Regions from separate parts of the Mus musculus genome. Here all the other regions are linked to region 2. The links are chromatin loops, found by intact Hi-C in ENCODE. Cell type or tissue: left cerebral cortex. All regions are shown on one strand.

Region 1 (8,000 bases), 55 kb after region 2:
TTATTTTATTTTTAATTATGTTCTTATGTATGGATTTGCACATGTATGTGCAGGTATGTGCAGATGCCAGAAGAAGGCGTGGGATCCCCTGGAGCAGGAGTTATAGGAGTCTGTGAGCTGCCTGGTGTGGTGCTGGGAACCAAACTTAGGTTCCTGCTGAGCAGCCCCTGCTCTTAACTGCTGAGCCCTCTGCAGCCCCTTACTGTGATTAAATGACTCCTTTTAAAATACTGTTAATTTATTGTTGTTATTATTTTTATAGCTTAATCTTATTTTCAGAGACCATGACCTCTGTAATTATGTCATTTAAAACATATTGTGCCTGGGCTTTTTGTGGTGGTGGTGGCATAACTGTTATCAGTTATGTGTGGGATCATCTGCATAGTATAGAAAATTCAGAGTAATCGTGGCTTAGACAATGGTATTTCTCTTGAATGTCAAAGAAGCTTGGATGTGGTCAGAGCTGCCCAAGGCCATCAGGAACCCGGCATTCTGCTGTCACCATTCATTCTGCTATCACTGTTCATTCTGCTGTCACCGTTCATTGTCAGTGATTGTTTCTATTGTCCATGTCACCTCGAAGCTCACATGATAGCTGCTGGAACGATCATATCATATGCACATTTCAGAGAGGAGAAAGAGGGAAGAATGAAATATCTCCCAATGGAGTCATCTATTTCCGCGGATCTTCTTGGGAGTCCCATATAACAGTGGCATTTCATGGGGAATTAAGCTATTATATAGTTGACTCTCAATCATACAGATTTTTATGAATGAGAAAGAAGGGTAGAATAGTTAATAGGTAGGCATATCAGGGTCTACCAGAGTCATTTTTATGTTTGCGCATGTGTCTCAGTGTGTGTGCATATGAGTGTGTATGTGTAGGTCAGAAGACAACCTCAAGTGTTGTTCTTGGGTGTAATTCCTCTCGTTTTTTGACATGGGGCCCCCACTGGCTGGGCACTCACCAAGCAGGCTAGGCTGGCTAGTGAGCTCCAAGAATCCTCTTGTTTCCAATCCCCCTGTGCTGAGACAAGCATGTGTCTTTTTTAAAAGTGGGTTCTGGTGGGCTTGAACCCAGGCCCTCATGCTTATAAGGCAAGCACCGCACTGACTGAGCCATCTCTTCAGCTCTGACATAATAATTTTATAAACGTTTACGTTGATAGATCATTTGGCAATATTATCAAACCAGAGACCTGGGCATCTGAGCTGGCCACTCACAGGTGGATACAGGCTCAGGACCCACTGAGTGCCTAGATAGATTGTTAGCCAAGTCAGTGACTGCTCTCCCGGAACAAATCAACAAAACAAAGGTCCCGATTTATAAGTTAACAAGTCAGCCTCGCTCTGTTTCGTTGTGGTGATTTTGTATGTTTTGAGACAGGGTTTAACCGCAGAGTGCTACTGAGGTGCCCCGCTCACACCCCAGACAAACCCAGTGTTTCAGGAAACTGTGGCCCTGTCGGTGTCCAGGCTTTGGATGCTGATCTCCTTTGCTGTGAGCTGGGCACTGTGAAAGCAGATGTGTTGAGTGGCCTCAGAGCCCGTGACCAAGGGTCTCTGAGTTAGCACACAGTGTGGAGACGGCACACCTCAGAGCAGCAGCGTGGTCTCCCCACGGAAGCAGAACAGGCAGCATGCTGAGACATGATTTCCCAGTAGACAGCTCAGCAGCTGACCTGCTTCTGAGTCCCAGAGAGCCGTGTCCCAAGATTCAGAGCAGTGGGTCAGAGGTGAGTCTCCACTTGAGCCTGAGGATATGGCAAAACCAAAGCCATCCATCCCTGTGCTCAGACATGGCAAGCAACGCGACAGTTTACAGGTCCCACCCTTGACTCCGGCCACCACCAGATTAAAACCTCACCTTATATGGAAGGAGCATGACTGTTCCCCAGCATTTGCAGCCTGGCTCCCTTCAGCCACAGGAGCTCCTCTAAGGTCCTGCTGTTGCCTGACAAACATCCCTGAACATTCCTTTGTTACTGGTCCTAAAGGGGCTGGAAGGTTCCAGTCCACACCTTCATGAAGCCCCTGGTCAGAGTGAGTAAGAAATATACTCGAGTAGAAGCCACTGAAAACGCTTACCGAAATAGAAACGAGGGTGCCAGCGAATGTGCTAGGAACTGGGCCCCTGAGTGATGAAGGGAAGGGGCGAGGAAGGCTGGCAGGTGCCTCAGCTGAGAAGTTTGTAGATTGTCACATCCAAGCAGCCTCCTGCCTACACGAGCATCCCTGCTCGACCCCATGCCCTCCTGCTTACCCTGAGCGTAACCTCACTCTTACCCCAGGGCTCGGAGGGACGAGCTGGTTCTCTCACAGGCACGGGTGCCAGTTTAGTCAGCAGATTTCACAGATCCACTGGCACCCGTGTCGGGGCTTATTTTAAGCTTAACATTTAAAGATGGGAACTTTCCCCCACTTTCGTGTGTGGCAAAAAGATCCCAATTTGTACAGAAGCGCGGATGCTAAGCCAGGGTGTCCAGGCCACTTCTGCGGCTGCTGTGGCCCAGTCTCCATCCTTTCAGGGTCCTCTAAGAAGCCCCCACCATGGGGGTGCTTCCTCCAGTCAATTCCTCTTTCCTCAGCTTCCCACTGTCATGTGGCACACTGTCCTTCCCATGAGCCCATAGTAGAAGGGGCAGGACTTTCTACCCTGGGGTCTGTTCAACTCTTCCTCCTGTGCCCTGCCAGCCTCACGTGCCAGGAGCTCAGCGCCTCGTGGTCTGTGCTTCCTGGGTTCATTTGTATCTCCCTTCTCATCTCTGCACTTCCGTCCAGTCTGGAGGTTTCAAATCTCAGAAGGATGAAGGACGCAGACCATGAGCCCCAAGTCAGTGGGTCTGATGCCCTGTTTATTTGTTTGTTTGTTTGAAAAAAGCCTGGTCTAAGCTCACTAAGTAACTGAGGACCTGTGAACTTCTGATTCTGCTGCTCCATCTCCCAAGTGCTTGGATTTCCGGTGTGCATTGACACACAGGGTTCATGCAATGCTGCACATGGAACCCAGAGCTTTGTGCGTGCCACACAAGCACTATAGCAACTAAGCTACCTTCCTGGCCACAGAGTCTAACTTTCTTGTGACAGTATAGGCTTGGCTTACATACACAGTCTCAGCTTTCTCTTATTGCTCTGGATGCCCCCATGAGTATAGAAACCCCAAGACTCAGAAGGTATTCTTGAGGTCACCGAATCGCTACTGTAATGGAGAGGTGAGGGTTTACTTTCTATCAGGTTTGAGGGTTTGTCCGTGTCCCAGGGCTTTACAGACATGCTGAGTCCTTCTTAACACAAGCCACTTTCTCCTGTCTCCTAATCCTCATTCCAGCTCATCGCTGCCCACCTCCAGAGCCACAAATAACGATCATTTTGGCCCCATCCATATCATGAGAGAGGTGTCAGTCCAGTTAAAGCCAGACGCCACTAACCAGGGTTAGTCTTGACAAAAGCCACTTCTGGAGACGCCTGCAGCCTTTAAACCCACAGGTCAGGTCATAAGACCTTTGGGGAATCAAATGACCCTTCACAGGGGTCACCTAAGTGCATCAGAAAACAGATATTTACATTACGATTCAGAACAGTAGCACAATTACAGCAGTTAGGAAGTAGCAGTGAAAATAATTTTATGGTTGGGGGTCACTGCAACCCGAGGAAGTGTATGGAAGGGTGCGACATTAGGAAGGCTGAGAGCCACTGCTTTATACAGTAGTGACACCGACACACCAAAGTGTTGCTTTTCAGATCCTTGGCCATATGAATCAGAAGGTGGAGGCAAAGCACAAGGAAAAAAAACCTAGCGAATTGTTGGGTGCCCCAGCTATGGCAGGTCTGTGAGAGGCACCGTTGAGGATGTGGGGTGGCATGGGGGTGGTAAGGAAGGGAAGGTATCAAAAGTCAGGTTCTCCCCTGTGAGGGTTGCTAATGCCCTCTGGCTGTTGAGGGCGGTTCTTGGGAGCCAGACTGTCAACCTGGAGCCAGCTGAGGTGATGTAAGGAGATGGAGAGGGTGATGGGAACCTGCAAAGGAACTGAACCTCGACCTGATTGGAGAGCCCAGTAATGGGGTGGGCGCTGAGGATAGTTATTCCTATCGTTTTCTCCTCAATTGGGATAATTTGGTGGTACCCTGTGGTGAAGCTCAAAAATGTTTCACCCCCCCGCCAATAGGTAGATCTTGTGTGTGGGGGGGGATGGGGGTGGGGGGGACATGCATGTGCTGGTGTGTACTCATGCGTTTGGAGGCCAGAGGTCAACATCAGCTGTCTTCCTTGTTTCACTCTGAGACAGTGTCTCTCCCTGAACCTGGAGCTCACCAGTTGTCTAGACTGGCTGGCCAATGGGCCCCAGACTCCTCCTGTCTCCTCCTCAACGATGGGATGACACACCCAAGCTGATGCATCCAACATTTTTTAGTGCTGGGGTTGGGGGTGTGTGTGTCAAACTCAGGTCCTTATGCTTGCCCCCCCCCTAGATTTGTTTATTCCTATTTCATGTGTTTTTTCCTGCATGCATATGCATGCACTGCCTATAGAAGTCCTAAGATGGCGTCAGATCCCTTATAACTGGAGTTACAGGCAGTTGTGAGCCACCATGTAAGTTCTGGGAACTGAAGGCAGGTCTTCTGAAAGAACAAGTGTGCTTAACCACTGAGACATCTCTCCAGCCCCCTACACACACACACACACACACACACACACACACACATGCATATGTGTGTGTATTTATGTATGTATTATGTATGTATTATGTATGTATATGTTGTGAGCACTATACAAAGTCCTCATCTGAGAGTGCTGTGGGAAGGAGCAAGGCTTAGGGGCTGCCCAGGTGGCTCTGAGGCCAGTTCTTGGTGCCTTGCTTGGCCTGTGCTCTCCTCCACCCCTGACTTCAGCAGCTCAGGTGACACTCTCAGCCAGAAACCTGGGATGTTCAAGGTGTTGTTTTCCCAGGTTAGGGCTTGTTTGGGCTCAGGAGATGGCTCACTGGCTAACAGCCAGTGCTGGCGGCTTGTCCAGGGAACCTGAGTTCAGTTCCCATCACCCACACCGGTCAGCTCACAACTGCCTTGAACTCAATCTCCAGGGGATCCAAAGCCTGTATATCTGGCCTCTGTGGGCACCTGCACTATTGTGCACATACCCACACACATGTACATAAATACAAATGCAAATAAGTCTTAAAAAAATAACTTGTCAGCCTGCCGGTGGTGGTGCATGACTTTAATCCCAGCACTTGGGAGGCAGAAGGCAGGTGGATCTCTCTAAGTTTGAGGCCAGCTTGGTCTATAGTGTTGAGTTCCAAAATAGCTAGGGCTACACAGAGAAACCCTATCTTGAAAAAGCAAACCAAACCAAACCAAATAAAAACAACCAACCAAACAAACAAACAAACAAAAAAACAAAACCCAGAAAAATGTAACTTTCTACAGCAGTTAGGACACCTAAGGAAATGACAAAGGTGTGAGGTCTCCTGTGAACCATCTTCCAGGTAGAAGCTACTGTACAGAATACATTCTCTACTCAGTCCTTAGAGTAGCACAAATAATCCCTCTTGAGCCCCGGAGCCCAGGTGGTGGGGTGCTGAGCAGGGTTGCTTGGGAGCCAAGGGCATGAGTGAAGATGGAGATGCAGGGGGTACTCACCGCAGTACCAGCATCAACATAGCTCTGCACACAATGTCCCTAGAGCCTTTTGTGAAGGCTGCAGCGGTGTCATGGCCCAGACACCAACACTCCTTCATATTCTTAGGGAATCTTACTTAGCTGGGGTCAACCTCTGGAGGAACTTCTGATCCTCATTGTATAGATCTATAGTTTGCTGAGTCTGGCTGACCCCTGCTCCTCCCAGCCCCCAGAGGCTTATACATGCATATGCACACACATGAACACATACACAAACACATGCATGCTCACACAAAGATTTATATTTGTAAGGAAGGTGCAGGCTGTGAGGCTCAAAGAAAGGGCTTGTGTGTGTGTGAGTGTGTGTGTGTGTGTGTGTGTGTGTGTGTGTGTATGTGTGTGTGTACACAGACAAGACTGAGAGAAACCAGACTAGAGGAGGGACGATACCACTACCTGACATCCAGGAACATGTGCCAGACACTGAGCCAGATTCTGTCTGTGCCACTCTGGGAGATGTGGCCCCTAAGAGATGCCAGGGTAGTTCTTTATTTAACAGGTGAAGGCAGGGGGAGGAACTCAAAGAACTTAGCCTGGGTCAGTCTTGGCCCCAGAGTCTGATGATCACTAGGTCCACAGCAGGACACACAAGGGGAAGTACAGAGAGACGTGCAGCAAGGACAGCCACCAGAGGGCTGGAGCTGCAGAGGGGACTCCAGCCACTGCATGAACTATAAATGCAAAGATGGGATGTGTGATTTGGCCAAGGTCCTGCGGTGCGGGAGGGTGGGGGTGGGAAGCAAGCCTGGCTGTTGGCTCCCATTTCCTCCACTTCCATTTCCCTGGTCCCCATGCATTCTGGGCACCTTCCACCATGTGTGGCCGTGCCTGCCGCGCTTCCCTCTTAGAAGAGGTGTGATCCACTGGCATCAGCCGGGTGGACTGGCTCCCTCTCTCCATCTCTTCCTTCCCTTCCCCTGCCATGTTCTGGAAAGGGCAGCAGGAGGGAATGTGGGCAGGTTGCACTAGAGATATACATCTGAGAGCTGAAGGGAACATTTATTTTTAATGTAGACTGAAAAAGAAAAGGAAGTTATAAAACGCCTGCTCCTGCTCCTGCTCCTGGGACTATACAGATGGTGCAGTGCTTTGCCTAATAGGGAACGAGGCTGGCACCATGTGCTCTGGGCCCCGCCTGGCCACAGGGACCCAGTGGGCTCTTTGGTGTCCCTGGTCTCCCATCCTTACCCTCTCTAGATTGTCTTTTGTCAATGTCTGGGACATTCTTCCCAGTCAGGCCAGTGGCTCTGTTGTCCCGCTGCCTCAGCTGCCTGGCTCCTGTCACACATACACAAACACATGCAGACATGCATGCACTCTCTCTCTCTCTCTCTCTCTCTCTCTCTCTCTCACACACACACACACACACACACACACACACACACACACACACACACATCTCCCTTAGCAGAAGTCAACTTCTGTTTGCCAATAGTTAGTCAAGCCTGGCTTTCCTAAAGTCCTGTTTGAATGTTAGGGTCCATCAGCCTTGCTCACTCTCGAGAACCTCTTTGGCCAGTCTAGCTTTTCCTGTCTTGTCTGGTCTTTGTGTTTTGTGGTTAGGGGGTGTTTTGGTTAATTTTCTCTTTGCCGTGACAAAACTTCTATATAGACATACATGGTGTTATATATGTGCATGCATACATGCATGTAATTTAAGTAAGAAGAATTTGTTTCGGCTTGTAGTTTGAGGACACTGTCCCTCACGGTGAGAGGTCACAGCAGCTGGAAGGGAGGTGGCCACATTACACCGCCAACTTCTCAGGGAGCATACACAAATGCAGGCAGGCACTCAGCTAGCTCTCTACTTCTTCTTCAGTTCAGGACTCCAGCTCATGGGATAGGGCTGCCTGCATTCTGGGTGGTTTTTCCCACCTCAGTTAAATTTTTGCAGAATCTATCATGGAAGCACCCTGAGGTTTGTGTCATCCTAAATTCCGTCAGTCAAGTTGACAATGAAGATTTACCATCACAGACACCATTTTAAGTCCACTCCCTACCCCTGCTGTGCCAGAAGCCTTAGAGCACACTACATAGTCTATGCCCCATCAACCAGCTAGAGTGGTAACTGAACCCCCTTGTCCTTTGTGCTCATTGAGACAAGCTGGAGGAGTACCCTAAAATTAGAACCAGAGTGCCAAGCTGGAGATTGAGAGACCCGACTCTTCAATTCACTATAAAGGCTTGGATTGATTCCCTGCACATCTCAAAGCCTCAGCCAAACAGGAAGGTCATCTCTATTTTATAGGGTCCTCATTATTGAAGAGTTATGGTAAATGATGCGTGCTTAGTAAGAAGATGAAAAGCGTGGAGAAGTTTTA
Region 2 (8,000 bases):
GGGTCCAGGTCAAGAGGTTTTGCAGTCCTGTCCCAAAGCTCATGGTAAGCCATTAGCAGAGAGAGGTAAAGATGAGGGAACACCATAGTCTGTAGGGCTTTCTTGCTCTTCACCCTGAAGTTCTCACACCCACAGGCTTGACTGGGACACTAGCTGTGTAGAAGACAAGGCACGGGAAATGGCTGCCTAAGCCTGATCACAAGGTAGAAGAGTTTGTAGGCCAGTTTTCCATGCTGGTGCATTGAGGAGGGCAGGATGCTGTCCTGAGATATCATAGAGACGGTGGTATAACCTTTGTGCGGCCTTCGGTCCCTGCAGCTCACCTCCTGTTTGTCTTTGCAGTCCCCACCCTGTGAAACCCCTTACTGCTGCCCCTGTGGAGGCTAGCCCCGACAGGAAACAGCCCCGTACCAGCCTGAGCACAGCCCTGAGTAGCGGACTGGAGAGGCTCAAAACTGTCACATCTGGTGGCATCCAGTCTGTGCTTCCAGCGTCCCAGCTTGGCTCAAGTGTGGACACCAAGAGGCCAAAGGTGAGGTGCAGCAAGGTGTTAGGGGGCAACTGAGAGAACAGGCCGTAAGATGAACAGAGGCCAAGTGATGCTGGGGGCAGAGCAGGTAACTGGTAATTCCCCGTGCCACAGCTCTTAAGTGGAGAGGACATCTTCAGCCATAGAGATGGGCTGCTGCCAGGTCTGGGGTTCTACAGTAGGGAAACAGGTTTGGGTGGGCTAGCTGGGGGAAGGTCTAGCCCTCCCCTGCTTAGTTGCATTCTATTTTGCTATAGGATTCTGCTGTGCTGGACCAGTCGGCCAAGTACTATCACCTGACTCATGATGAGCTCATTGGCCTGCTCCTGCAGCGTGAGCGTGAGCTGAGCCAGAGAGACGAGCATGTGCAAGAACTGGAGAGCTACATTGACCGGCTGCTGGTGCGGATCATGGAGACCTCGCCCACACTGCTGCAAATCTCCCCTGGCCCCCCCAAGTAGCCCTTCACGCCATCCCTGGAGGGATGGTGAGGACCTGTGTAGTGCCCGCCACTGACTGCTCTCACCTGAGTAGGGCAAGCCTGCTCTCATGGTGACTCTCTGCACCCCTCCCCATCCTGCCTCTGCTCTGGCTGCTGGAAGGGGCTCTTTGAACTCCCACTGGAGCCTTGGGTCTTCCCTACCTGACCATTCTCACACGCGAGGTTATGGGGCTCCCCAGAGAATTGCAACAAGGTTGTTAGCTGTCAAGATGGAGCAGGAGTGAGCTCTGGGTTCTGGGGTGAGCTGAATTATCTAAGGCAACACTGTTGACAGCACAGCTCACCCCATGAGGCTGGTCATTTGTTTCTCCTCTTGACCAACTCTTCATCTCCATTGCCTTCTGGCACCTGGAGGGTCTCCTAGGCCACTGGGACAGGGATGGGAACTAAGCTGCTTGCTTTTCTGTGCACTGTAGACAACCAGGGCACCTACACTTCAGCCTTGTGCCTATACCCTAAGAGCAAGGAGCCTGTGTGTTTTCGTCTTGTCTCTCTGTCTAGAGCATGTACACAGGGTGGTGGTGGTGGTGGGGGGTGGTGGTGGTGGTGGTGGTGGTATGTGCCTATTCCTCAGCTGCCCCCTGCCCCTCTTCAGACCCTCCCACTCCATGTCCCAGTAGTGGTGGGAGGTGGGGTGGGCACAGAGGGAATGACTTCTTTCTCCTGCAGTCCTCCCTACCTCCCTAACATGAAACCCTCCAGGTTGGGGTTTGGGGCTGCTCATGTTTTGTGGACCAGGCCTCCATTCATGTCTGTTAACACTCGTCAGATGCCAAAACTGTGCTGCTGTGGGCTCAGAACATTTGGAAACCAATTAAACGTGCCTTTTGTGGGTGAGGACAAGAGCCTCTGGATGTAGATGTCTCTCTGGCCATGGTGTCCCCTCCCTCCTGTTGAGCACGTGAAAACGGCTGTGAGGGTCCTGAAAGGGGGCTGTGGACCACGCTGTTTACTACCCCGAGAAGTACCTCAGCTAAGGCTCTGGCCAACCTGCTTTGGAGGTGTCCTAAGCCGCCTTCCCACTTCCTGGTCCTCCCTTGACCCTTATTTGGAGCATCCTGGTAAAAAAATCTAGTGCACAGTAGGTCTGGGGCTATCCTGCACCTTACTGTGTCTGACCTTGGGTCCCAGTTATGCTGGACCAGTGGGTTTGTCTGGAAGCAGGAGGCTTCATTCTGCTTTAGGAGACACCTGAGCTTAGGAAAATGCCCGTGGCTCTCCAGCTGTTCTGTCCTTGTTGTACAGTCCCTCCTGCTCACCAATCCCTCCTGTCTTGCCTGGCTTGGCTGAAGTGCATTCAAGTGAAGTCAGGTATCTGCTCTGTGGTCCAGCTTCTAGCTTGCTTGTGAATACTGCCAGTCTCCCTGGCATCCTCGGGGGTCCTTGGTGGCTGTGCATTACAAAAGGTATGAGTGAAGGAGGTGAGATGCTGACAAAAGATTCTTTGGGCCCAGTGGAGAAGCAGTAACGTCTTTCCAGCTGTCTCTTAAAGACAGGGTCATGGGTTCACTCAGAACACCTCAGGAGAATATTCTCTGTGGATGACGTCAGTCTTCTGCCAGCATAGAGCAGATGAACCACAATGGGGTCCACCACTGTGCAGTTACCAACTATAGGTCAACTCAGAGATGAGAAAATAGCCACCAGTTCCCAGAGTTTGGGGGTAGGGTCAGTCCTTGGGTGTTGGAGGTGTCTTTTGAGGAACTGAGTCCCTCTTCTAGGTCTTCCTCTGGGCTTTAATTAGTCCCAGCCCTTCTCTCATCTTTCATCCATCCTTGCTGTTTGGCTTCTCTACATGGCCAGGGCAGGGGTGTCCTGCAGAGAGGTCCTGAACTGAGGCCAGGGTTTTGTTCATTGTCTGATCCTTACCACATACTGCAGAGTGCAGCCAGACAGGCAGCAAGCAGGCACAGCTCTGCTCTGCCCTTTGTCCTCCTAGTTGAAACTCCTGTCTATAAAGAGCTTGTTCTTCATGTTTTGAGCACTTTATGAAGAATAAAAAGATCACGTACCGCAGCCAGCTTGTGTGTTTGTTTTGAAATGAGCGGACAAAGGAGACCGCCTGTGGGAGAGGGCAGTGTGGTTCTCAGGTGACAGAGCTACCGCTCTGAAATCACAGGCAACACTGCCTCATGGCCCGTGTGCCTAGGATGCCTGTGCTCACGGGCACTGATCACAGGCATATTTACTGAGTGTTGGGCCTGGCGGGGTGGGGGGAGTGGATAAAGAGGGCAAGTTTTGTGATTTCTGTCCTGAAGCCACTGAGTTCAGTAAGGAAAGGTAGGATACAAACCAAAAATAAGAACTGTTCTTTGGGTCATTTGTGAGTTCTATTCCATGTGGGTCAGCTATCAGTGAGTGAATGAGCCCTTGGGCCACCAATGGCTCATGCTGTGTCCAGAAGGACAAGAGGGCAACCCCAAGTTAGCTCTGAATCCCACCATGAGACAGAGGCTCCCCTAGAGTCAAGGAGTTATGTCCTGGGTGAAACCATCAACTCCCCATTCTCCATGCCCAGTGTGGCTTATAACCACACCACTTAGCTGGGGCTGCAGTTGCCATTTGGTGCCATTCTGCAGGGGGTGGGGGTGAGGTGTTTATTACCTTGGTATTCTCTACAGCTCCTGGTGCACCCCTGTTGCTGGTCCTCAGTAATTAGGCTTGGACCAAACCTCCTTAGATCAAAAGAAGTAGGGTCTCAGGATGCTTAAGCTCTGGATATTTAAGTCACCCAAAGCATTTGAGTACCTAGTGTCAACCTTCCTATATCTGCACTGAAGATTTATCCATCCCCCTCCCCCACCATACAGTAGGAAAGATATTTAAGCTCATGGTTTGTCTGCTGGCTGGCACCTGTAATCCTGGGACTTGGGAGGCAGAGGAAGAAGGATCACAAGTTTGAGGCCAGCCTGTGCTACATAGTTCCAGGCTAGCCTGAGTTACATGCAAGGAGGCAAGAGAGTGCTGCGTGGTACAAAATCCGGAAGCGGATTTTTGTGGAAGTAGGCTGATGGAACGGATGAACGCGTATGCGGAACCTATAAAAAGAATCGCCTCAGGCCATGATAAAAATGAGCAGAATGTTAAAGGGTCACAGCAGCGTGAGCATGGCTTGTTTCAGAGAGTGGCAGAATGGCTGGAGCCAGGATTTTGATAGAAGAAACGGTAGGAAAATCCCGCAGTGCGACTCCTTGCTGAAGGCCATCCGAATTAACCCCACTCTGCCTGGAGTCCTTGCTTGTCTGATCCCGGGTCGTGTCCGCGTTTGTAGGGGTTCCTTGTCCTAAGACTCAGGCCTACACGTATATCCGCACATGCATTTGCATACATTCTCAGGACTGCAAACGCCTGCTGCTTTAGCGGTAGGAACTAAGACCAGGTCTGCGTGGGTGCAACTCTCTGCAGTCTGAGGTTGTCAGGCTCAGAGCAGGGGAAAACTACACTCCCCAGAAGCCCCTGCGCGCCCGGTTCGCTGCGGTTGCTCACGGCCAATCGGGAGAGGCAACTGTGGCGGGGGCCGAGGAGGGACATTTTAAAAGGGCTGGAGATTGCGGGCGTCAGTGGCCATGGCGGATACAGCAACCACAGCCTCAGCGGCGTCCGCGGCGGCCAGTGCCCCGAACGCCTCCACAGATGCGCCCCCTTTCCAGCTGGGCAAGCCCCGCTTCCAGCAGGTGAGGTTCGGGATGCGACGAGCGGGTGGAAGGGAGACACAGGGAAGGGCACGGAGCCAAATCTCTTGCAAAGTCACTTCAGCTCGAGGGTCTCCAACCCGCGGCCACCAGAGCCTACAGCTAGTGCGGGGACCTTGGCTGTAGCCGCTCCTTTCCTATTGGGCAACAGGATGGGCGAGGTCTCCCTCTCTGGTTTCCTATTGGCGGGTGGCACAGTCATTCCGCGGATGCCCGCGCCCTGGCACAGCCCCCGTCCTAGTCGCTCGATGATTGGCCACGCGGGTCGCGGTCCAGGGTCCGAGCGGCTCTGAAGGGGTCGCTCTGGCAAATGCGCCCTAGGCGCAAAGTTCCCGTCTTGTGATGCATGGGCCGGTGGTGTGGCCGGTATGCTCCTCAACTTCTCCCCGAGTGGGACTGACCTTTCTTGTGAGCTGCGGGACAGTCTCCGGGCAAAACTCCCTGGGCACGCCCCATGGTCATGCTCCGGTTCCTCAACCTCCAGCAAGGTGCTGCGTGTGCCCTAGGATGGGACCGCGTGCACCGGTACAGCGACCTGATCTCTGTCCGGGGGCCTGGGGCTTCAGTGATGAGACCAGCCGGACAGCTAGTGCGTTCTGCGGGGATGCGGCTGGGACAACGCGGAGAGAGCCCGGTGCGGGGAAACGCTGTGTCATTCTCCGAAGCTGAGCTCTCCTCCCAAGGGTCCCAAGTGCGCCCCAGTCCTACTTGCGCTGCTCCCGGCCGCTGCGCAGCGCTGGCCCCCATCCACACCCGCTTGGGCTCTTCAGGGTGCACCGTGACTATGATTAACCTTACTTGGGGACACGCCAACCCAAGAAACCCGGGTATCACTAACTCGGCCATGGAACCGGAGGTCCAGGTCTGTGAGCCAGGAGCATGGGAGCTTAGTTATTACGCCGCAGACCCTCAGACTGCTTCCAGAGCTGAAGTGACCCTGGGCTTGCCAGGAGTGGGGACAGCAGATGTGCTAGAGAAAACTTTGAAGGAAGAAAGAAAATGCTACAAAGGTGGGATGTGGCTGGGTTTAGAAGTGAGAATGGTTCCGAATTCAGCCCCCCCCCCAACTTCGTCGAACTAAGCTTTCTGAGAATACGTCCCTAGAGTTTTTTAAAATAGGACTTGTTTTCTTTCAAAAATAGACATGTCTCTGCATGGAGGAATCTGGAGAGACTTAATGTCCCAGCTAGTGTAAAATGCCACCAAATATTGAGACGCTGTCAGGGGTGTTTGTGCCTAACCTTGAGTGATCCTCCATTTGTCCCCACCCCCATTCTACGCATCCTTAAGTAAGCCTGCACTCCCGACTGGGAAACACTTGCTGTCTTTGGAACCCCCACCCCAGTTGTCCTATCAAGAACGCCAAACTCCGCTCTGAACCCCCCAGTGGGAGCCTCGCAGATGCAGATTACTCTTCCAAAGTATTCCCTAGGTCCTTTTCCGGATAAAAAGTGGTTGTTGATCTTACCCCAGGCAATTGGGTTTTTAATAACACGAACTGAGTAAGGGCTTTTCCCCCAATGTCTGGTGTCTGGTATCTGGAATCTGGATGGCTCATGGGTCATCCATCTACCCAACATTTACTGAGTACCTTGTATTGGCTTCCTGCCCTGGGCTCTTCACTCTTGTGGAGTGTGTTTGGGGAGGATTAGTTTCTGCAGCTGTTCACATCTGTGGAGTATGCAGTGGCCTCTGCAGAGGCCTCCAATGTTGGCATCCTAGTGGTCTGATAAGAAAGGGTGCTGAGCAGGTCTGAGTCACCGGTGCTGAGAACGTCTGTTTCTTCCACACCTGCTCCTCCCTCTGCAAACAGCTCAGCCTGCCACCCAAGAACTAGAGTCTTAAGCCTCCATTCATCTCTGCTACTCCCAGTCCTCCCCTTCTCCCCCACAGCTCTCCTAGCCTCCCTCTCCAAGGCTAACCCAGTCCACACGTTTATTTTTTTGGCCGACATGGGAACCTCCGACAGGTTCCTGGGTTTCCAGTCCTGCTCTGGCCGTCTCCCAGCTCCTCCTTTTCCTCTATGGCAGAGTCCCAACAGTGCAGGTCTGATCAGGTGATTCCCATCCATGCAGCAGTCTTTAACAGCCTGCACTGCTTTCCTCTATTTGTGAGATTTAGACCTCACATCTGAAGGGACCCAAAGTTTTTCAGGGCCCACTCCTTAACATTTGACTCCCCACTCACCCCCTTCTTTACACCATTCTAGCAGTTTTTAACCCTCGGGCTTATCCTGTTCTTTCCCATGCCTGGGCTACCCACTGGAACATGTCTTGTCTCTTGCTCTCAATTCTTTTTGAGCACCTCTTCATCCCTACGTTATCCACAAATCATCATTTCCTCGAAGGAGCCTCACACCCTTGGCTTATTTGTTACCATGTTTCTTCCATTCCATCATATGGGATCAGGGACTGTGCCTACCTTCTCTCGGTGTTGTTAGGTTAGGTTATCACATTAACAGATTGTCTGGATGGATGAGGTGTGTCTCAGAGCTTTGTGAATGAGTGGGGCTGGGGTCTCCTATGGGGTTTGTGAAATTGAATGAAATTGAGCTACAAGCCTTTGATTTCAGCAGTTGGCCAAATTGTATCTAAATTGTTCCTTAGGAATTTTGGAAGATGGCAACAAAATTGTTCTAGTCTTTAAGAAAAAATTCTAAAGTCAGTAGTTTGCCACATTCTTCTGAGTGGACAGGTTCCTTCCCCGGGCTGGTCTCAAAATTCTCCATGTATGACCTTGCATATCTGACCCTCTGCCTCTACCTCCAGACATGAGCAGCCCCGGTGTTTATGTGGTACTGGAGGTAGAATCCAGTTTTGCACATGCTAAACAAGTCTTCTGTCAACGAAGCTACATTCTTTGCCTGGGCACAGTTATCTTCCTCTGGATCCTGGGTCCTGTTCTCAGTGTTTGGCACACAGTAGGTGTCTAATGACTGCTGATAGTGGACCTCACTGACCTAGAAGATTCTGTTGACAGTGTGTCATAAACCATGGTCCACTTTTAGAGCTCCATCCCAATCCTCAGGGTCTCCTTGGGCCTCAAACTTCCTATGTAGTCACAAATGACCCTGAACTTGTAGCTCTCTTGCCTCCACCTCTGAAGCACAGGGGTGACAGGTGTTCCAACAGCACACCTAGTTTTATGGGTGCTGGGGACCAAACCCAAGGCTTTGTGCATGCTAGGCAAACACTCTACTAATTGAGCTACAGCCCTAGTCCTAGTGCTTTTTGTAGGATTGGGAACTGAGGTCTTACTTGGCTCTGGAAGTCCTTTC
Region 3 (8,000 bases), 97 kb after region 2:
CTCTGGCTCTTCCTGGGCATGTTTGAACAGTCCTCCTCCTGCACGGGCTGATGCGCCTGCCTTCCCAGCGGCCAGCTTCTGAGACAGGTGTGTGCTGCCTGTCCTGGCCCTGCTGATCTCTTGTCCTGTGCGAGCTCAGAGGTGGGCTTCTCAGAGAGGAAGCTGCTCCGTCTGTCTCTCACATTGTCCCTTTGTCCGTCTGTCTCTCACATTGTCCCTTTGACTCTGGATGCTGCTGCGTCAGCCCTTCACTGTCTGCACGGTTTTGCATGGCAGTGGGTTCATGCAAGAACATCTGTGGCAGTCAAGAGTGCTTTTGTCATTCCCTCCCCCAGTTCATGATGTCTCCCCGTATTGTTGCTCCGGTGTCAGTCATGCCTGAGTCTTGAATGGTGTCGATCTGAGTTGAAAATGTGCCAGTTTTTGTAACATTATCACTAATAGACTGCTTAATTAACCTGCTGATATTGTCGATGATAGATCTGTTGGTGTGTCAAAAGGGAGACCCATGTGCGTGCTCTCTCTCTCTCTCTCTCTCTCTCTCTCTCTGGAATGGGGTAGGAGAGATCTGGGAAGGTCTCTGGGGGGAAATGGAAAAATTGAATGGCCCAGATGAAGCAGTTGAAGTGCAGTCCCTGCATGGGACATCCATCTTACTTGTTACAGGGGATGATTTCTTCTAGGGCTGGTTGTAACTAGAGTGTAGGGGCAACAGAGAAGATTAAACGGCACATGTCATCTGCATAGCCAATCATGTCAAAGAATGCTGTCCCTGGTGGGGGCTGTTTTTACTTTGATGTTAGTTATCCCTTTTTTTTCCATCAAGGTAGCTTAAATGACAGAGCCATTGTTCTCCAGTGACATCCTGGAGAGACTTGGTGAGAGACAAATGCAGTCTGGGTCATCACTTTCTTGTGTGACCTTTGAAGGGTTAACACAGGACCTCGTCTAGCCCCAGCTGGTTTGGAACTCAGTTTGTAACTGTTGATAACTTTGAGCTTTTATCATCCTCCTGCCTCTGCTTCCCTCTGGAGTGTTAGAATATCAGGTCCACGTCACCACTCCTGGTTGTACTTTTTGTTGTTGTTGTTGTTGTTGTTGTTGTCTCACATGTAGTTCTCTGTCCTGCGATCCTTACATCCACACTTGGAAACTGGAGAGAAAGTCAGTTGGCACCCTGCTCCTGACTGGCCCACTGTCCGTCACCTTCAAGGCCTGCCCCCCCACTCTCATCAGCCCCCTGTTCTATGTAAACACACACAGTGGGGCCTGGAGTCATTTGAGCTTCCTCCTGCCTTCCTGACCTGGTGGGTACAGAGTCTGGCATTCAGTGTGAGTGTAGCCTGTCTCCTGACATCTCCTGGAGACCCTGAGTGCAGTACTGGGAATGCCCAGCAGGAGGGACAGGACTCACTGTCTCCTACTTGGGGATCGCAGTTGTGCCACCTTGGCCGGAACAGTAGTGCTGGAAATGGAAGGCATTCTTGAGGGTAGGGGTCCACCCTTTCAGACAGAAAACCCTACTTTCCCACTCAGTCACTCACGTCTTTTCAGAACGCAGGGCCTGACAGCCCAAAGGCCAAAGGGGTTGCAGAGTATCTCTGAGGCCACTAGAGGGCAGGTCACCAACAGAGGCCAGGAACTGCTTCCCAAGGCCATCTAAGAGGCCTGATGGGTCCTGAGCAATCCAGGTCTATCAGGAGCTCGCCTTTGAGACCAAGTAAAAGAGAGAGAGAGAGAGAGAGAGAGAGAGAGAGAGAGAGAGAGAGAGAGAGAGAGAGAGAGAGAGAGAGAGAGAGAGAGAGAGAGAGAGAGAGAAAGTTGGGAATGAATCCCAAGCAAGAAGCCCCAAACCCATGCACCTTGCCCATCATCTTCCATGGCCTACCCTCTCACCCCAAGTCTTTACCTCAGACCCTCCTTCCTAATTCTGCCTTTAGATGTGGTTAAGGCAAGGATTTCTCAGACGTTGTGGAAACTGCATTCTGGAGGCTTAGGCAGGAGAATGGCCAGTTTGAGAATGGTCTGGGCTACATGGAGAGACCCTATCTCAAAACAAACCAGGGTGTGAGTGTCTCTGTCGAGGCACTATTGACTTTGGGGCCAGGTAAGAGGCCGTGTTTCACAGCCTCACTGTCTCTGCCAGCCATGTGCCAGTAATGGCCCCACCCCAACCCCCAAACTATGAATAATAAAGAACGTTCTCCCCACGTGGCCCCTGGTTGAAATGTGTGTACTGTGGGGACAGGAGTCAGAGGCTCGAGTCCTTGCCACAGAAAGTCTGCCATGGTGAGTGTTGATCAGCATCGTGTGGAAACAGTGGAGACACTCAAAGATAGCATATGCGCTCGAAATACATTTCAGAGCTTGTTTGCTCTCCGGCTTTCCCTCTCCAAAGACTGCAGTGCCTCCTGGTCTTCGCCTCGGCTGATTCCACCTCCCTACTTGATTACAATAGGACAGTGAGTCTCAGAGAGCCCTGGTTCCCAGCCCAGCCTTCACCTGCAGAATCCTGTCCCCCAGCTGTGAACACCCTGCACTGCTGGGCTCCCCAGCCCTTGGCTCAGGTCCCAGGAGCATCTGTGGGCTCCCTCCCACTCCACTTGCCCACTGAGCCTCACCACCCTCCAGCTCCCCAAACCCGGGTGCCCCCCCACTGGAGAGGGGGAAGCAGCAGGTGTTGATGCTAATCAGCGTTCACAGCCCAGAACTGCAGTCGCTCCCAGGCTCACACACTCCCCAAAATTAAACACTCATTATACAAAATTAATTGACATTAATTAGCAAAAATTAAAACTTTAAACACAGCAAGGCGCTTTGGGGGGAGGAGTGGAGCAGGCAGGCTCTGCATTTGTCACCCCCCCCACCACATTTCCCACCACCCACCTACCACCCCCAAGTCTCCCCATTTCCATCATGAAGCAGGGCTGGAGGACTTCAGGCCAGATCTATATCAGTACAGCGGCATGGGCCTGGCCTGCACGTCCCTGTGAAGGGGATCAGGGCAACTGTACCAGCCACCTTCATCTAGTGCTTCTCTAAGGATCCAGGAACCTCCTATCGGCCTTAGGTCCCTAAGATCTCAGCTGAGACTAGGGAGGGGTGTGGCCAAGTGGAGCAGGTGAAGCTCAGGAAGACTCTGCGTGCTCCCCCCAGATCCCGTCTTGGGTACCTGAGGTTCAGGCGCTGAAACCTTTCCACTCTGTTCCACTTTGCTGTGTGACTTCAGTTAAGTCACGCTTGCTCTCTGAGCTTGTGTCCTGTGCATATGATGGGTGCAGGGCGGGTAGGCACCGAGGTCTGCTCTGTCTGTCACCTGCTGTTGTGGATGCCTGTCTCTTGGTTGGCTTTCGAGAGACATGCAGGACTGAATTTGGGGAGTGGCATTTAAAAGCATTTTATGTAGCTAAGGGACAGAGTTGCTGGTGGTAGAACATCAGGCCCCAGGGGGATGCATCTTAGGGCCAGAGAGCTCTCTCTCTCTCTGTCTGTCTACACATCTGCTTCCCCTGCCTGGAGACTGGCCCCAGAAGAGGCGAGCAGCGCCCTCTATAGGTGGCAACTCCCAAAGCCTTCGCCATATTTCCACCTGCTACTTTTTTTGGTCTATGCTTCCAGGGTCTCAAAGGGCCTTAGGATCTTTTGCCCCGGCTGAAAGCAAAATAGAGGACTCTACCTTTCTGGATTCACAGAGCTCTTGGGGGTTGGGGAACCATGTCTGGAGGTGGAGCCAGGTGGGAAGCCATCCGTGCCTCACTACCCCTCTCTGTATTCCTCTCTCCAGCCAGTGCCAATATCTGCAACGTGGTCCTGATGCGATATGGGGAGTTAGAGGAAGGAATTGATGTCCTGGATGCTGATGGCAACCTCGTGGGCTCCTCAAAGATTGCAGCCAGACACGTGGGTTTCCCAGGGGCTAAGCCCTGCACAAATGGATCGATGCGCCCGAGCATAGCTTGTATGTTCCTTGAGGTCTTCTGGTCACAGGACCTTGGCTTGCTTCTCTAGCTGTCTCCTCCTCGTTCCAGTTGCCATCGCTCATCTGTGAGAGCCCTTGGCCTCAGAGTCTGCTCCCTGCCAGGCTTGTTCTTCTGGATGGTCCTTCACTGTTCTCCAACCTCCTCCCTCTTGTCTCCACTGTGAAATGTCCCCATTTTTTTTTTATCCCAGCCCCTCAGGACCCAGCTCTTCCTCAGAGGTGTTAATTGGAGAGGGCAGAGGAGCCTCCCCAGGGCTTTCTCTCCATGCCCTAGGCCTTCGCAACTTTGTGGGTTGTGAATGGGAAGCTGCAGGCAGTGGTATGAGGGCTGCTACCTCTCTGGGAGCAACAGTACTGTGAACACTGGAGCTTCAGGCTGTGGAAGATGCCATGGCTCCTGCAAATGGTTACTTATAAGGCCCTCTTCACTGGCCCTGCCCACTATAGCTCTTGTGTTTTACACACACACACACACACACACACACACACACACACACACACACCCCAGTATACATGTCCTATGCTCTCTCAGCCTTGCTGTTGATGGTGGTTGGTGGCTTGTCCTGCTGTTCTGAGCTCTAGCCTGTGAGGCATGGGAATGAAACAAAGGGGCAGGCATGAGGGGGTAGAGCATCACACATGTACCAGTGTCTGTTGCTCAGCAGAGACCTTGTTGATAAGCCTCTGAGCTTTTCTTCCTTCTTCATCCATCTCAGGGCAAGTCAGGGCCCATTTAGATCCTGTAAGGGCCAGGGCTGAATGTCATACCAGCAGTACACTCTTTGTCCCCTGCCCTGGCTTTAGCCTTCACATCCTGCCCACAGGCTCCGTTCTGAAACCTGAGAAGACCCCCTTCCTGAGGGTTGCTATCAGCCCCAGTGCCTCATTATCTGCCCTACTCTATCCCAGCCCCACCCTTTCATGGTGCCCTGTGAGGACGGTAGAGGTGACAAGGCCATCTGGGCAGGTGACCCAGCTCCTCTGCAGCCCCGGGCTTCATTCAACCAGGTTTGGTCTATCTCTGTCTCATCGGAGAGACTTGAGGATCTATGAGCTGTGAGACATTCCTGAGCATTCCTCTAAGAGCAGGAGCCCATGATTCAAAGGGACTCTGGGCAGTGGCTGTCCAAACACAAATGGCCCCTTAGCTGGGCCTCAAGCTATGTCTCCCACGATCCCATGGAATCCTAAGCCCACGCCAGGGCAGATCTCCTTTGGACCTGGAACATACTCAGCTGAAGCTTGAGCCCCTTACAAAGCTGGCCTTTTCTCACCACGGCTGTAGCTCAGCTGGAAGAGCTCTTACCTAGCACACGCAAAGCCCTGAGTTTGATCCCCAGTACCACATAAACTGAGGGGTGGTAGTTCATGCCTGTAATCTCGGTACTTAGGAAGGAAAGGCAAACGAGTTTAAGGTCAAGACCATTCTCAGCTACATAGTTCAAGGCCAGCCTGGGGATACAGAAAGAAAAGAATTAAAAAGACTTAGAGCCAGGAGACAAAGCTCTTACATATCTTTGTCTTTAAGGGATGTATTTTTTAAAAAGTATCCCACAGCTTCACTCAGCCTGGGAACCCCCCTGGCTCTGCAGGCCCCAGCAGTTTGTTCTAGCTTTGTTTTGACAGCATCTTAGGCCCTCTGTGTACCACTTCCCCAACCCCTGATCCCTCTACATCCCAGGTTGGGGAGGCTGCCCTTCCCCCATGCAGAGAATCTGCTCTTCTCAGAGGCTCAGTGAGGGAGGGTGGAGCAGTGTATTCTGTTGTCTGGAATCCAGCTCTGTGAGCACTGCTGTGAGCGAGCCCAGGCTGCCAGATGTGCTGAGCAGCAGTGCACACACCTCACACTTGGGGTGGGATTTGCTTCCCTCGCGGATGCTCTCCACTCACCCCAGCCTGTCCCCATCCGCAGGCCCTGCTGGAGACAGCTCTGACACGTGTGGTTCTGCCTATGCCCATTCTGGTGCTTCCTCCAATCGTCATGTCCATGCTGGAGAAGTAAGTCAGGCTGTGGGTATGGGGGAGATGCTGGGTGGGGAGCCATGGTCCCTACCTGTTGTGCTGCTGGGGGTGGGAGGCACCTCCTCTGTCTCCTGCTGTACTGGACAGCGGTGTTGAAACTCATGACTTTTCCCAGGCAGTTGGCTGGTGCTCAATGCTGCCGGGTCACCCATGGAAAAGCATGGCTCTGCCCTGGTGGAGGGACAGGGTAGCTGGCGGTTTGGGTCAGAGTCTGTGTGACCCTGTGAATGTAAACCCAAGCCCTCGGGGGAGAAGCATGCGGATCTCTGTGAGTTTAAGACCAACCTAGACTACATAATGAGTCTCGGGCCACATGTCTTTTTAAAAATTAATTAATTGTAATAAAGCAAAAGTGGAATAATAATGATCTCCCTGGCTCCCTCAGAGGACAAACCACAACTATTTGTTATGTCACTGTCCATAAGGGGGGTACCACAATGCTAATAAAAGAGGGCTCCTATTATTAGCACACATAAAGAAAGCCCTGTAGACCAGGCTGGGCTTGGACTCAGAGATCCTCCTGCCTCTGCCTTCTGAGTGCTGGGACTGTAGGCGTGTGCCACCACCTACTTATTTATTGGTGAGTGTGTAATAGGAGGGTGAAACCTGGTAGAGCTGGGAAATGGTTGAACAGAGAAGGAAGAACCAGGGTCCACCTGCCTACGGAGGCCTGGGAGGCCTGGGGAGGGGCAGGGAAGGGGCCTGGGTAAAGCCTGGTTGGTATGTGCACGTGCTGATAAGCAGGTAGACGCCCCTCCCTCTTGTGGGGACCCTCTGGGATCCAGTATGCTTAAAGGAAAGCCTGCCCATTGGGACAAATAGACAAAGGTCCTGGGCACCCACAGGAGAGACCCTTCAATCCCAGAAATGGGCAGAGCCTTTGTATCTGAGCATTGAGATTAAACACGATTAATCTGGGACAGGTATAGTGGCCCAGAACTCAGACAGATGAAGCAGGATTGCCATGTCTTTGAAAGTAGTCTGGGCTACATAGTAAGTTCCAGCTTGGGCTAAAACCTGAAACCCTGTTTTGAAAGCAGTTTAAGAAAAAAGGGAAGGGAAGAGAAGAGAAGGGAAAAAAACAAATTTAGCATGGGAACTGACAACAAATAAACAACAGCAAATTATAGATTTGAAGAGGGCAGTTCTTTGTTTATCTGGTCTTGGTGTAGCCCTCTCCTGTGAGTCTCAGGACAGATATGCAGACCAGGGCCAGGTGAAGAGGGTGTGGCTTTCTGCCGTGGGGGTGGGGGTGGGGTGGAGGGTGGGGAGCCTGTGCTCATTGAAAACTGGTTAGTCACCTGTCACTTGTGCAAGCCTGGTAGGACAGAGCCCTCACCTGGCAGCTCAGGCAGAGAAGTCTTCTTATATACACATACACAGGCATCAAAGGGCAGCGGAGCTGGGGAAGCCTAGGACTCCTGCAAACTTGTCCCACAAGGCTCGGAGAGCTGCTGAGGGAGAATGCAGTCTCATCTCCCCACGCTGGGATCCAGAAGCAGCTGGGGGATCCAGAAGCCCTTGGCTACGGCAGGTTTTATGGCCCAAGAGAATTTGGCTTGCTGGGATAAAGTAGGCAAATCCACTGCAGACAGCAGGAGCACAGCTGAAGCTCCAACCCTCCTCCCTGAAGCAGCCGGCAGCCAGCAGCCAGCAGCCAGTGCAGTTTCCAGGTCCCTCAAAACTACACCCAGGAGTGGGGAGAAGCCTGGCTCAACCAAGGCCAGCCAGAGGCCCGACCTTCAGCATGGATCTGCTGGAGAGGAGCATGACCTGCAGTGCCTTCCCAGTTTGCATAGGAACTGAGTTGGCAAAAAGTTGAAGGAGGGTCAGCATGCCATTGCTCTGTGGGCTTAAAGTTTATTTTAGGAGTTATAGGAGGTGGGGTGGAGATTATTTTGACTTTGAACCCTCCCCAGACTAAGGGGAGTCAGGAGTGCTACAGGGCCTGGCTCACCCTGGAGGAAGCCGTGGGCTTGGGAAATGAGAAGTCAGTAGT

The links. A loop is a pair of places that touch in the nucleus more often than their neighbours do. Peaks named below come from ENCODE experiments on the same cell type or tissue, not always from the same donor. Only the 100,000 strongest peaks of a DNase experiment are listed, where the experiment ranks them.
Region 1: it touches region 2 in a loop (3-fold over the local background); 4 of 42 quality-filtered maps call a loop at or near these places.
Region 3: it touches region 2 in a loop (2.3-fold over the local background); 2 of 42 quality-filtered maps call a loop at or near these places.

What each region holds. Positions count from the first base shown.
Region 1 is chr6:85,275,364-85,283,363 of GRCm38, reverse strand. The region is part of intron 6 of Sfxn5 (sideroflexin 5); the gene reads left to right. Among named protein-coding and RNA genes, the nearest start is that of Sfxn5, 54 kb to the left of the region's middle. In left cerebral cortex, a CTCF peak has its summit at 6,306 (motif pointing right); DNase peaks (open chromatin) are centred at 5,182, 5,696, 6,625, 7,387 and 5 more places; H3K4me3 peaks cover 749 bases; H3K27ac peaks cover 6,025 bases.
Region 2 is chr6:85,330,013-85,338,012 of GRCm38, reverse strand. It overlaps Sfxn5 (sideroflexin 5), which reads left to right and starts at 4,591. Exons shown (of 14, transcript NM_178639.4): 1 at 4,591-4,705. The coding sequence starts at 4,598. It overlaps Rab11fip5 (RAB11 family interacting protein 5 (class I)), which reads left to right. Exons shown (of 6, transcript NM_001003955.2): 5 at 343-532; 6 at 787-3,051. The coding sequence ends at 990. It overlaps Mir705 (microRNA 705), which reads left to right and starts at 1,640; the gene lies at 1,640-1,721. In left cerebral cortex, a CTCF peak has its summit at 4,995; DNase peaks (open chromatin) are centred at 4,487, 4,905, 6,084, 6,542 and 2 more places; H3K4me3 peaks cover 3,102 bases; H3K27ac peaks cover 5,635 bases.
Region 3 is chr6:85,232,740-85,240,739 of GRCm38, reverse strand. It overlaps Sfxn5 (sideroflexin 5), which reads left to right. Exons shown (of 14, transcript NM_178639.4): 11 at 3,785-3,900; 12 at 5,892-5,977. Among named protein-coding and RNA genes, the nearest start is that of Emx1, 49 kb to the right of the region's middle. In left cerebral cortex, CTCF peaks have their summits at 1,438 and 3,567 (motif pointing left); DNase peaks (open chromatin) are centred at 2,402, 2,593, 3,524, 7,684 and 2 more places; H3K27ac peaks cover 1,578 bases.